Regions from separate parts of the Homo sapiens genome. Here region 1 is linked to region 2. Evidence: chromatin loops called from intact Hi-C (ENCODE). Cell type or tissue: heart right ventricle. All regions are shown on one strand. Region 1 has its middle 14 kb from the start of KLHL31. Region 2 overlaps GCLC (glutamate-cysteine ligase catalytic subunit).

Evidence for each region. Peaks named below come from ENCODE experiments on the same cell type or tissue, not always from the same donor. Only the 100,000 strongest peaks of a DNase experiment are listed, where the experiment ranks them.
Region 1: a loop joins it to region 2, with 2.2 times the contacts of the local background. A loop is called at or near these places in 3 of 110 quality-filtered maps.

Annotation. Positions count from the first base shown.
Region 1 is chr6:53,677,321-53,682,320 of GRCh38, reverse strand. No RefSeq gene overlaps it. Among named protein-coding and RNA genes, the nearest start is that of KLHL31, 14 kb to the right of the region's middle. In heart right ventricle, a CTCF peak has its summit at 2,728 (motif pointing right); no DNase peak of the experiment used is centred here; H3K27ac peaks cover 630 bases.
Region 2 is chr6:53,528,431-53,533,430 of GRCh38, reverse strand. All of the region lies in intron 1 of GCLC (glutamate-cysteine ligase catalytic subunit), which reads left to right. Among named protein-coding and RNA genes, the nearest start is that of GCLC, 14 kb to the left of the region's middle. In heart right ventricle, no CTCF peak of the experiment used is centred here; a DNase peak (open chromatin) is centred at 2,855; H3K27ac peaks cover 4,757 bases.

The DNA.
Region 1 (5,000 bases), 150 kb before region 2:
CGACTCCTCCCCAATCCCTCCTCCTTTATACCTACTGAATGGGCTGATTCTTTCCCTGTTCTTATATGAAGTCTCAAGCAGATCTCCCAGTCACTTAAAGGTTTTAAATATCCTGAGCTCACCTTTGGTCTTAACAGAAGTCTTATTTTAGTAATTAAAATGTTCAATTTAGTGTAATAACCAAATTCCAAATTTTTTACCCTCCCTGGGCTGACACCTGACTTTGGCCTACAAGCCTAGAGTGAGGGTCTTGGGAGTCTGGGGCTGGGGGCTTAGGGCATGGTTGGCATCTTTTCCTCTTCCGATGCTTCCCCTCACAAGCTGTCTTTCTATTCCCTCCAGGACTGGGCCCAGGGCTGGGGTTATGCAAAGGGCACATGGACGGAACCTCTGTGATCTGGCGTTGCTGCTCATTGAGGTTGAGTGCTCAGGGTGGACTCTCATGGGGTTCTTTGCCCCATGGGAAATCCCCACTGCACTGTCCATGATGAGGACAGCCACTCCAATGCCTGGCCACTTTCACTGCCAACACTCAGCCCTCTGGCTTTCAGTTGGAGGGGTCCTCTCTAGGTTTTTTTCCCCTAAGGACCTTCTCAAGAAGGCTTCAGGCTGGTTTCCTTACATGGACCCACGTGGCCAAGCTGAAAAACTCTCACATCCTTGTCTCATTGTTGGTGAAACTCCAACTTGCTCCTAGTGCCCTTGTTTTCCTCTTTGCAATTAACTAACTGCAGCTCCAACCACCATAGCTTACCTCTAGGAGAGTCAGACACCCAGAGTCTCCAAATATAGTTTGCAGATTTCTAAACATTGTTGTCTATGTGAATGGGACCTTCTAGAGTTGTGCATTGTACAACCTGAACAGCCATCCTCAGAGTTCAGACACTAGTCCACTGAATTCCAGAGGACATAGATCAAGTTCCTTATGTGACTCCCCCAAAGTCTTTCTCACTTGGATTAAGAAGAGGGGAAGCACACTTCTTCCCTCACCAAAAGAATGGGAAAATGCCACAATCCTTCAAAAACTTTCACCTTAGGAATCCTCGATTCTCATTCTCTGATCTCTTTAGCCTTTGTCTCAACTCTTGGCTCCATCTTAAATCTCTTCTAAGAGTCACAGAAGCAGTTGTTTTGGCAACCTGATTTGCATACTACACTTCAAAATATGAGTTTAATTCTGTTCTTAGAGCCTAGCCCTCCCACCCCCACAGATGGGACCAAAAGTGTTCCTGTTAAACCTTTAAGTGGCGTTTAAAATTATCTGAGCAACTGTGGATGAAGTTGCTGCTATACATGGAAATACTATATGTAGGAGAATTAGTCAACAGGAAGAATTCAGCCTTGTAGAAATCTTTCCCAGAAATGCTATTTTCCATGAGTACAATTGAGATCACCCTTGAAATATCTATCAGAACAAGTCTAAATAGACAGAGAAGGAAGCTGGGCTGAGGGGTGCTATTGGTATAGAGATTGACTTTGAATGTTCACATTTGCTATTATTTCTGTTAAAACTCAATTTGGAAAACATCAAAAAGTCACAAGAATGGAATAGTCTTAGCTTTTTTTTACTGCTTTATAATTTAAGATGATTGTGCAAGAAGTGTCAGGCCGAATATTTACCAATTTGCCTCATGCAAGAGCTTTGAACTCTATCAGAACCATGTCCCTAAACCACCAAGGATGCGGCAAGAGCCAGTCTTATTAATTCTGTCTGTTCTCTTGTCAAGTAATCTCATTTGCTCATTGGAATCCATGTCTCTCTAATTCTACAAGCCTACCTGTACCCTCCCTACAGAGGAGACTCTGTATCATAATTTTACAAAATGTTTTTGATTAGATGTAAGACAAATGATAGCCTTCTTTGTTCAGAGAATTTTAAAAAGGGTGACATTTTACCTGTCAACTATTATTTTTGCAAATTTCGTACCGGAGGAGGTTTTGGCTCTTGCTCTGCTGCTCTAGTTTTGGGAACTACCAAGGTAATGCCTTTAGACCTTTTTAGAGTTTTCACACTGATTGCTGATTTAAAATATAAATAGGTGAAATTATTGATGCTGTTGAACTTTTTAAAAATTAGTTTTCTTCTGCCCTTTAAAAGGCATTTAGTGATACAGTCACCTGGAGGTGGCTGTGTGCCCGGCTGAAAACTGGAGAATGCTAATACTAAGGAAAAGAAGGAAAACAGATGTTAAAGAGAAGCAACTAGCAACCTCTGCCACAATCCATTTTCTCCCTCTTTAGCCCTCTCCTCATCCAGACCTCCAAATTTGCCAAATCAAAAGGATTTTCTCACTCAAAAAAGCATCACTTTCACAACCCAGTAGAGAAAACCAAAAATTCCAGTCTCCATGACAATCACTGCTGTGGTGGCAGCCATATGATACTGCAGTCGAACACATCCTGCGTTCAACCACTGCTCACTGACACCCTTGCTTGAGCTATGAGATGGTTCCCCTTCCACAAGCTCAGCCACGTATCCCGAAGCAGAGCGCCACGACTGTGTTCTGATGGGCTTTACCCCTCATTCCTGGGCTGCTCCAGAACCGGCTTCCCCGTGGTGCAAGCTCAACCCAGTGGCCAGACCACCTCTTCTCTCCTGCTGAATTCCTCGTTAGGCCCTTGTCCTTTTTGGTGGGCTTTACATGTTGGGGGTTTCAAGGTCAGCACTGCAGGAAGCAAATTTCCTTGAAGCCCTTCAAACTGCAGTAAAACTACATGGCCACTGGGTGGAAAACAATACCTTGTTAATGACCCTGAAACCCAAAGAACAGGAGCTGCAAACATGTGACCTGTGTTTTTGTTTTGTTACCATGGACAATGTTGAAAAAAAATTAGTTGCCAACATTTAAAAATTAGAACATTTCACATGAAACGCTGAATTTCCAACTTGTATTATAATCTAGAAATTAGAATCTCTCTCCACATTCTGGGCCTGAATTCCTGCGTGGCAAAAGATAGTTAAAGTGTTTCTTGGTATCCTGTGATAATAAATGCATTTGAAAATGTGAACCCTGAAATTGTACAGCAGTGTCCAGTGATAAGTTGAATGAATAAACTTAAAAGTAACTTTAAAAAGATTATCCTGAAAGTAAAAGTCAAACTTAAAATTCTCATTGATGACTTGAAGACTCCCAATAATGCATTGCAGATTCACTTCCCAGGATGAAATATACTCTGTCAGAGTCCCCATCATTCACCTGGCAAATTCCTCCAACTCCTTCTGGACCCAGCCAGAAGCACTGTCCCCTGTACTGAAACTGCCCCAGTTTCCCCAGGCCAATTCTCTGTGTTTGCATTATACTGAAATACTACTTACCTTTTTCTGATTCAGAAGTCATCATTCATTTGTCTCCACGACTGACTTGTGAGCAATTTGAGGGGAAAAGATGGTAATTTATATAGTGTGTTCCTAGCAGCTGAGCCATAATAGCTGGTTAATGTTTGTTTGTTTATTTATTTATTTGTTTATTTATTTGAAATGGAATCTCGCTCTGTCGCCCAGGCTGGAGTGCAGTGGCGTGATCTTGGCTCACTGCAACCTCTGCCTCCTGGGTTCAAGTGATTCTCCCACTTCAGCCTCCTAAGTAGCTGGGATTACAGGCACATGCCACCATGCCCAGCTAATTTTTGTATTTTTAGTAGAGACGGGGGTTTCACCATATTTGTCAGGCTGGTCTCAAACTCCTGACCTTGTGATCCGCCCACCTTGGCCTCCCAAAGTGCTGGGATTACAGGCGTGAGCCACTGTGCCTGGCCGATTAATGTTTATTTAATAGCATATCATCCTTTAGTCTGTGATTAAATACCATTTCTAAAAAGAAACTTTCCTGGCTCAATCAACTTCCCAGAATCCCTGTTATGCCTCTCAGAATAGAATAGACTTCTCCTTCCTAATGTTACATGACGGGTAATTGTCTTAGGGAAATTATTTATTTATCATTGCTTTCCCTACCAGATCCGTGAGGCCAGGGTCTGTATTTTCCTGTTCCCCTATATTCCCCCCTTTGCCTAGTACAGTGCCAGGCAGCTACTCTCATGTGGTCAGATGGCACATTCACAACAGTCCTGGGTCATGAGCCTCCTACATGATGATCCTGCAGCTGCCACTTGCTCCTGTATGCCTATTCACCACCACCTACCTGTGTTTGCAAGTTCCATGAGGAAGGGCCCATGCCTCCTCCTGCTTATCACAGTGTGTCCAAATCAGTGCCTGGTTCAGGGCCTGTGTGTATGGGACATCTCCTAGGCACCACTTCACACCCTCTCAGCCCTACCTTCCACTCCAGCCACCACCTCAGCAACCAGTTCTGTGCAAACTTACACCCACTTTGTGTAGGTGCAATCTGTTAGTGCCTCACCTGGGTCTAGGCCATGTACCTCTCTGTTCCTGTCCTTGAGTTTCTCCAGCCAGAGGAGTGGGACCCTGTGAGAACACCCTGGCCACACAAGCATGCATAAGCCAGTCTGCACAGTGTTAATATTTGTGGGGCCATCCTTGGCCAATGTGGACAGTTACGAGACCCACTTTAGAAAGCTTCTCAGGAGGTCCGGCGGTTGGAGCATGGTCGCCTACAATACTGGCCAACTTCATAATACATCCTTGTACTGTCTTTCCCTCCTTCCTTCTGTCCCTGGTCTCTCACTCTTGCTCCCTGGAATCACTTCTCAAATAAACTACCTGTCTCTGGCTCTGCTTTTAGGGATATTCAGGTCAAGACATGATGCAACAAGTTTTTGTTGAATGACCAAGTGAATGAATAAAACTATAACCATGTTGGATACATAAGCATAGTTGGGTCACCAAAAATATCGTAAATGATTATTGGCATTTGTGTAGCTCCTGAGAACAGAATTATCTCCAGTAGAAACGTGTGAGAGACATTTCTATCCCAAAGAATCCATTTAAAAGAACTCACTTATTTAAAAAAAAGAAAGAAGAAGAAAACAGTGGGTGCCAGGGGCTGGGGCGAGGGGAGAATGAGGAGGGTTTTTTCATGAGT
Region 2 (5,000 bases):
TCAAGAGGTGGGGAAGGACAAGAAGCCTCTGGATTTGCCAGTTGGGCAGGTACTGGGGGCGTCTGGCAACAACATATCTGAACATATTAAGGATTTGGGAGAATAGCAAAAGTTGGTGTCAGATCAAAATAAATGCCACAAAGCCCCCATGCATGTTTTTACATTTCATATGATGTTTGAAATCTTGATGATAGTTTTTAGAAGGAGACAGGCCTGCACTGGGACAGCATATGAGTTTGGGTCACTTTGGTAATATCTGTGTGGCTAAGTTATCACTGGTGTGTAGTGAAACTGAATGAGTGATGACTTAATCTCCACTTAATGGTTCTGTTTCTCAGACATGGTTTAAAAAGACAGAGAAGGATGTAATGAGCCTCAGACTTATAGCCAAAAGAGTTCATATTTGATATATCTTTATTGGCACTTGGAAAGTTTGGTTATTTAGATTGGTATGTTCTGAGCGAGTTTCTATGACTAAGGTTCTACTCTGATGGATGATCTCTAAAGAGCTTTCTGTATTAGATTTTTGTGTCTGTTTTATGGTTAGAGTTTAGTAGTTGAACTTATTTCCACACAATACTACGAAAGAGCCCCCAAAACAGATGTTCCTAGTTACATAAATGCTCTTACAGACCCCCTGTTGTCTTTGTCCCCCTCCCCCAAGATTCTGTTTTTAGGCCTTTGGATTCAGTTAACTCGTTTTTGAAGTGGATGGTGACTTAGCAGAATTCAGACTCTAAGGTGAGTGACTCCATGACGCTTTTCCAGGAAACTAGTAAAAATCTGGGTTGTAAGTCTGCCCCATTCAGATTAACTGCTGGAGGGGAACCAGAGCTTCACAGAGATAGAAAAGGTCATAGAAGCTGCTGTTTTCCAGCAGACTTTTCAGCAGTCCTGCCTGAGCTAAGCAGGGTAGTACCCTGGCCTGCCAGTGTGTTAAGTTGTGTCTAGGGGTTATGATCTGTTGGCTCCACTACTCAAATAGAGCAAGAACTGGGAAGTAAACAAAAACTTTATTCCTGGAAGCATATTTGAGGCCTATACGCAGATCGCTTTATACATAGTTCCTGCAGACTCGGTCATTTAGTATCTCAGCTCAGGATGTACTGCAAGAAATTGAGGCAGAAATGAGAGGGCGCAGTCGAGAGAGGAGCTGCCCAAAGCAGGTCCAGATGTGGCCTTCTGATATGCCCACAAGGGCCCTGCCCTGTTATAGCTGTAGTTAAAGAAGTGAAATTGCCAAAAACATCTGAAGCCCTAATAAAAAGTGAAAGTATGTGTAGTATCTTCCTATTGATAGCAGATAGTCAATTTTAGAAAGATTTCCACTCACGTATATGTAAACTTTTTAAAGAAAACATATGCTCTAAAGGGGTAAGTTTTGGGTAATAAGAAAATTAATTTCAATAAAATGAATGTTCTGTGTTTGATGAGTGAAAGAAAAATGATGGTCTTATACTAAGAGTTTCTGGAAGACTTTAATTTCAAAAACAGTAGTTTAGAACTGGAAGGGACATTGGGTTTTCTCTTATTTTCAGATGATTTAAAAGCCAAAGACTACAACACATTCTAAGTGGCTATCATTAGGGAAAATTAAGGCTGCTCTGGGCAGGATAAATACCTTGTACAACTTTAGGAGGCACCAGGGTGGGTAGCACCCCTTGAGGGTGGAAAGGGGAAGGAGTTACAGTGTTGGGGGTTCAGCAAAGGTCTCTGAAGGAGTGGCACTTGACTTGAAGCACACAAGAGCCAGCTCTTGAAATACTGAGGTAAAAATCTTCCAGGCAGAGGGAACAAAAGTGTCTTAAAGGCCTTGAAGTGATTGTTGTAGAGACAGAAAAGGCCAGTGTAGCTGCAACATCGTGTGGGGTGGGTTGAAATGAAGGAGGCTGAGAAGATTGGTCCTAATGCTCTTTAGGAGGGATGTTGGAGTTTCTGCTGAGTGTGAGCCATTTAAGAGTTTCAAGGAGAGTGACTTGACCTGCTTGCTGAAGGACCATGGTCTTCCTGACTGTAGGGTTAGACAGCATTCCATGCCAGTAGCTTTCACCTTTGACTAAAACAAGCGCTCTGTGAAACAACATTTCCACGAAACAGCAGTTCCCTTCCCATGAGTGACATATTCTGATATTTCTATTCTACCCTATTAACGATTATTTTTTGTTATGTTGATCACAACTCATCATGGCCCACAAAGGAGCTGTAACCAATGTTTGAGAAACACAAGACACTATTCTGTGTCAATCAGTGTATCACTGCCCTGGAGCTAGAAAATAGTAACCACTAACCCCTGAGTGGTACAGTGTACTTAATACTGTTTTAGCACTTTACATGCATTGTTTTATGTAATCCTCCCCAGCAGCCCTGTGAGGCAAGTATTACCTCCATTCTGCAAAAACTGAAGCATCGAGAAGTTACCAAGATTCAAACTGATTGACTCCAAAGCCTGCACTCTTAGCTGCTCCCCCACCTATTACCGCCCAAATAGGCAGGAGGAAAAGAGCTCTGTGACAGTTTTAATAGGCTCCAAACAGAGATGAGATTGAGGGTGGCGAGGAAGAGAAGAAAGAATAGAGAAAGGGATGGTGGTAATGCAGGAAGTAGGCTTTTTGTTTTTTAATGAAAATATGAATATGTCATCAGCCACAGATCCACGCTTAAGCATTTTTTGGTACCCCATAGCAGGTAATTCTCTTCTAGTGAAATGCCAGCACTCTTTCAAAACGACACCATTGAATATGCTTGGTAAAATTCTCGGTCTGCAGGACAAATGCTAACAAGTTTAGTAATGTGACTGCAGCCTTCCCAGCTAATCTGCTGGCAAGCGAGCCCTGTGAAAAGGCAGATGCAGGACGAGCCCTTTCTATGAAAATCAGGCTGACCTCATTTGATAGTTATGCAGCCTGTGTCGATCTCTTCCCAGGGCAGCAGGTAGCAGGCCAGAATCAGAACCCCAAGTCAGGAGCTTTAACTTATCTGAGATTTTCATCCTTTAGCATGAATTTCAAATATGGCAGGGAAGGAGATTGAATTCACAAAAACCTAAATCTTCCAAATCCCACAGGTTACAGTTACTCTGTTGGTGGGATCCACTATAACACCCAGGTACGATTCCTGAATGGGAACCTGATGCTGCCTTTGTGAGATGTGGTTATGACACAGTGTCTGCACTCAGATTCGTATGATGGTGGAATGGCATTAAACTTGGAGGTCTTGAAGCCCTGTCGTCCTGTCCCTGGAGGCATAGGTGACCCCCAGTGAGCACTAGCAGTCACTTTGGACTTAGAATTCCTGTATTTAGCATTGACTCTCACTTAGTCTCTTTAGAAAACTCTCTTTTTTCTCTCTGTTAGGTTGATTAGTCTAACTTCAGTTCCTAGGAACTAAAATCCTGAATTTCTCATAGGCAGTCTGAATTTAGGGCAGCCTAATTTATAACATGCCTTAGAAGGAAATCATGTGTGCATTCTTGCTTGCTCAGCCCAAGAAGTGTATCAGGCCCTGAGCGGGGCACCGCCCACTGGGGGATGTGTTCTCTGTCTTGTCCCCATGCTAAAGCCCTAAACTCTCCTGCACCTAGAGGGAACCGCTGCAGAAATTCTCCATGATTCTCACCCACTACAGTGCCCCAGCTCTGGCTACTGCAGGGCAGTTGATCCAAAGCAGCTTCTGTCTGGGGATCAGGATACTGTTTCTTGTCAACCACGTGGTGACTAGAACTCTAGCAGGGGAATACGTTCTTAGGAAAAAGCCAAGGAATTCATTTGTCTTTAGAACTCAGAACCTATTGTACTGAAGTACAGATGATTGGAGGTAAATAAGGACTATTCATACTTACAATGTTGTTTCTTTAAGAGAAAATGTGTTCTGGTTTAGGTTTCTAAATTACAGAGTACCTGAGTAATGCTGGTGGCCATAAGCAGACATCCCCATTGGCAACTTGATGTGCTGTCTTTTCTGAGGTTAATTTGTGTGAGATGACTGGTTAGGTTTTGCTAGATTTGGTTCAGAAATAAAGTAGGAATGCCTTAATGGTCTTTATAATTATCAGAAAATTAAAACTAACATATGCCTGAATTGTGGTAGCATGATGTTTTTAAAAAAATCAACCAATGTAAATTCAGAGGCCCAGAAAATGTCTCATGCATCCGTGGAGCATGAAAGAGCAGGTCTACATTCAAGGATTTCCTTTGTGCCAACAATAATGAATTAGTGTGTCCAGGTCAAATTAATTTTAGGATTGTGTTTTCTCTTGGGTTTTGGTCCAGTGCTGTCTAGTACAACCTCTGCAGTAAGAGAAATGTTCTACTCTATACTATCCATTAGGGAGTAGGAAACTGATTTTTTTATTTTATGTTAAGTAATTTTAAATCCACACAGCCACATGTGCTTAGTGACTAGCATAATGGACAACACAATTTTTTGTGTTCCTTTGGTGACAGGTGACATTTTCTCCCTGTATGAGAGTCCTCCCAGTTTACCCCGCAACTCTCACTGTCTTTCTCTATTTTATTAAAGTCTTGAAATTTTTCTCTTGGGACTCATATCACTAATCTAGGCAAGTTAAGAATGTTTTCTCTGTTTGGGCTGAGACAATATTGAGAAAGTTACTCCACCTAATCCTATAGGAAATTAATTGATTTTTGTGCAGTATTAAAATTGAGATTAATGTGTTATAAATAAAAAGCAGCCTGCTCTGTGCTACAGAAAACTAGATCAGGGAGAGGCCACATTTATTTTAATTTCTAAAAGTGTAAACCTTTCATAGTATCATGTGAAATTCTTTAGTATGAATAGACATTTCAAAGTAGGAGGAAAAAAACCTATTTTCTCAAAATATATGAAATGTTAGCAGAATTTGATACAGCTTTAGACAAAACTGCTAAAACATTTTCTTTTTGGAACATAGAACAATTTAATTATTACAGTATCCACAGTCATCAAATATATATATATTTAAATCATCAAATATATATGTTTAAAATATAGTTGTGTGTGTG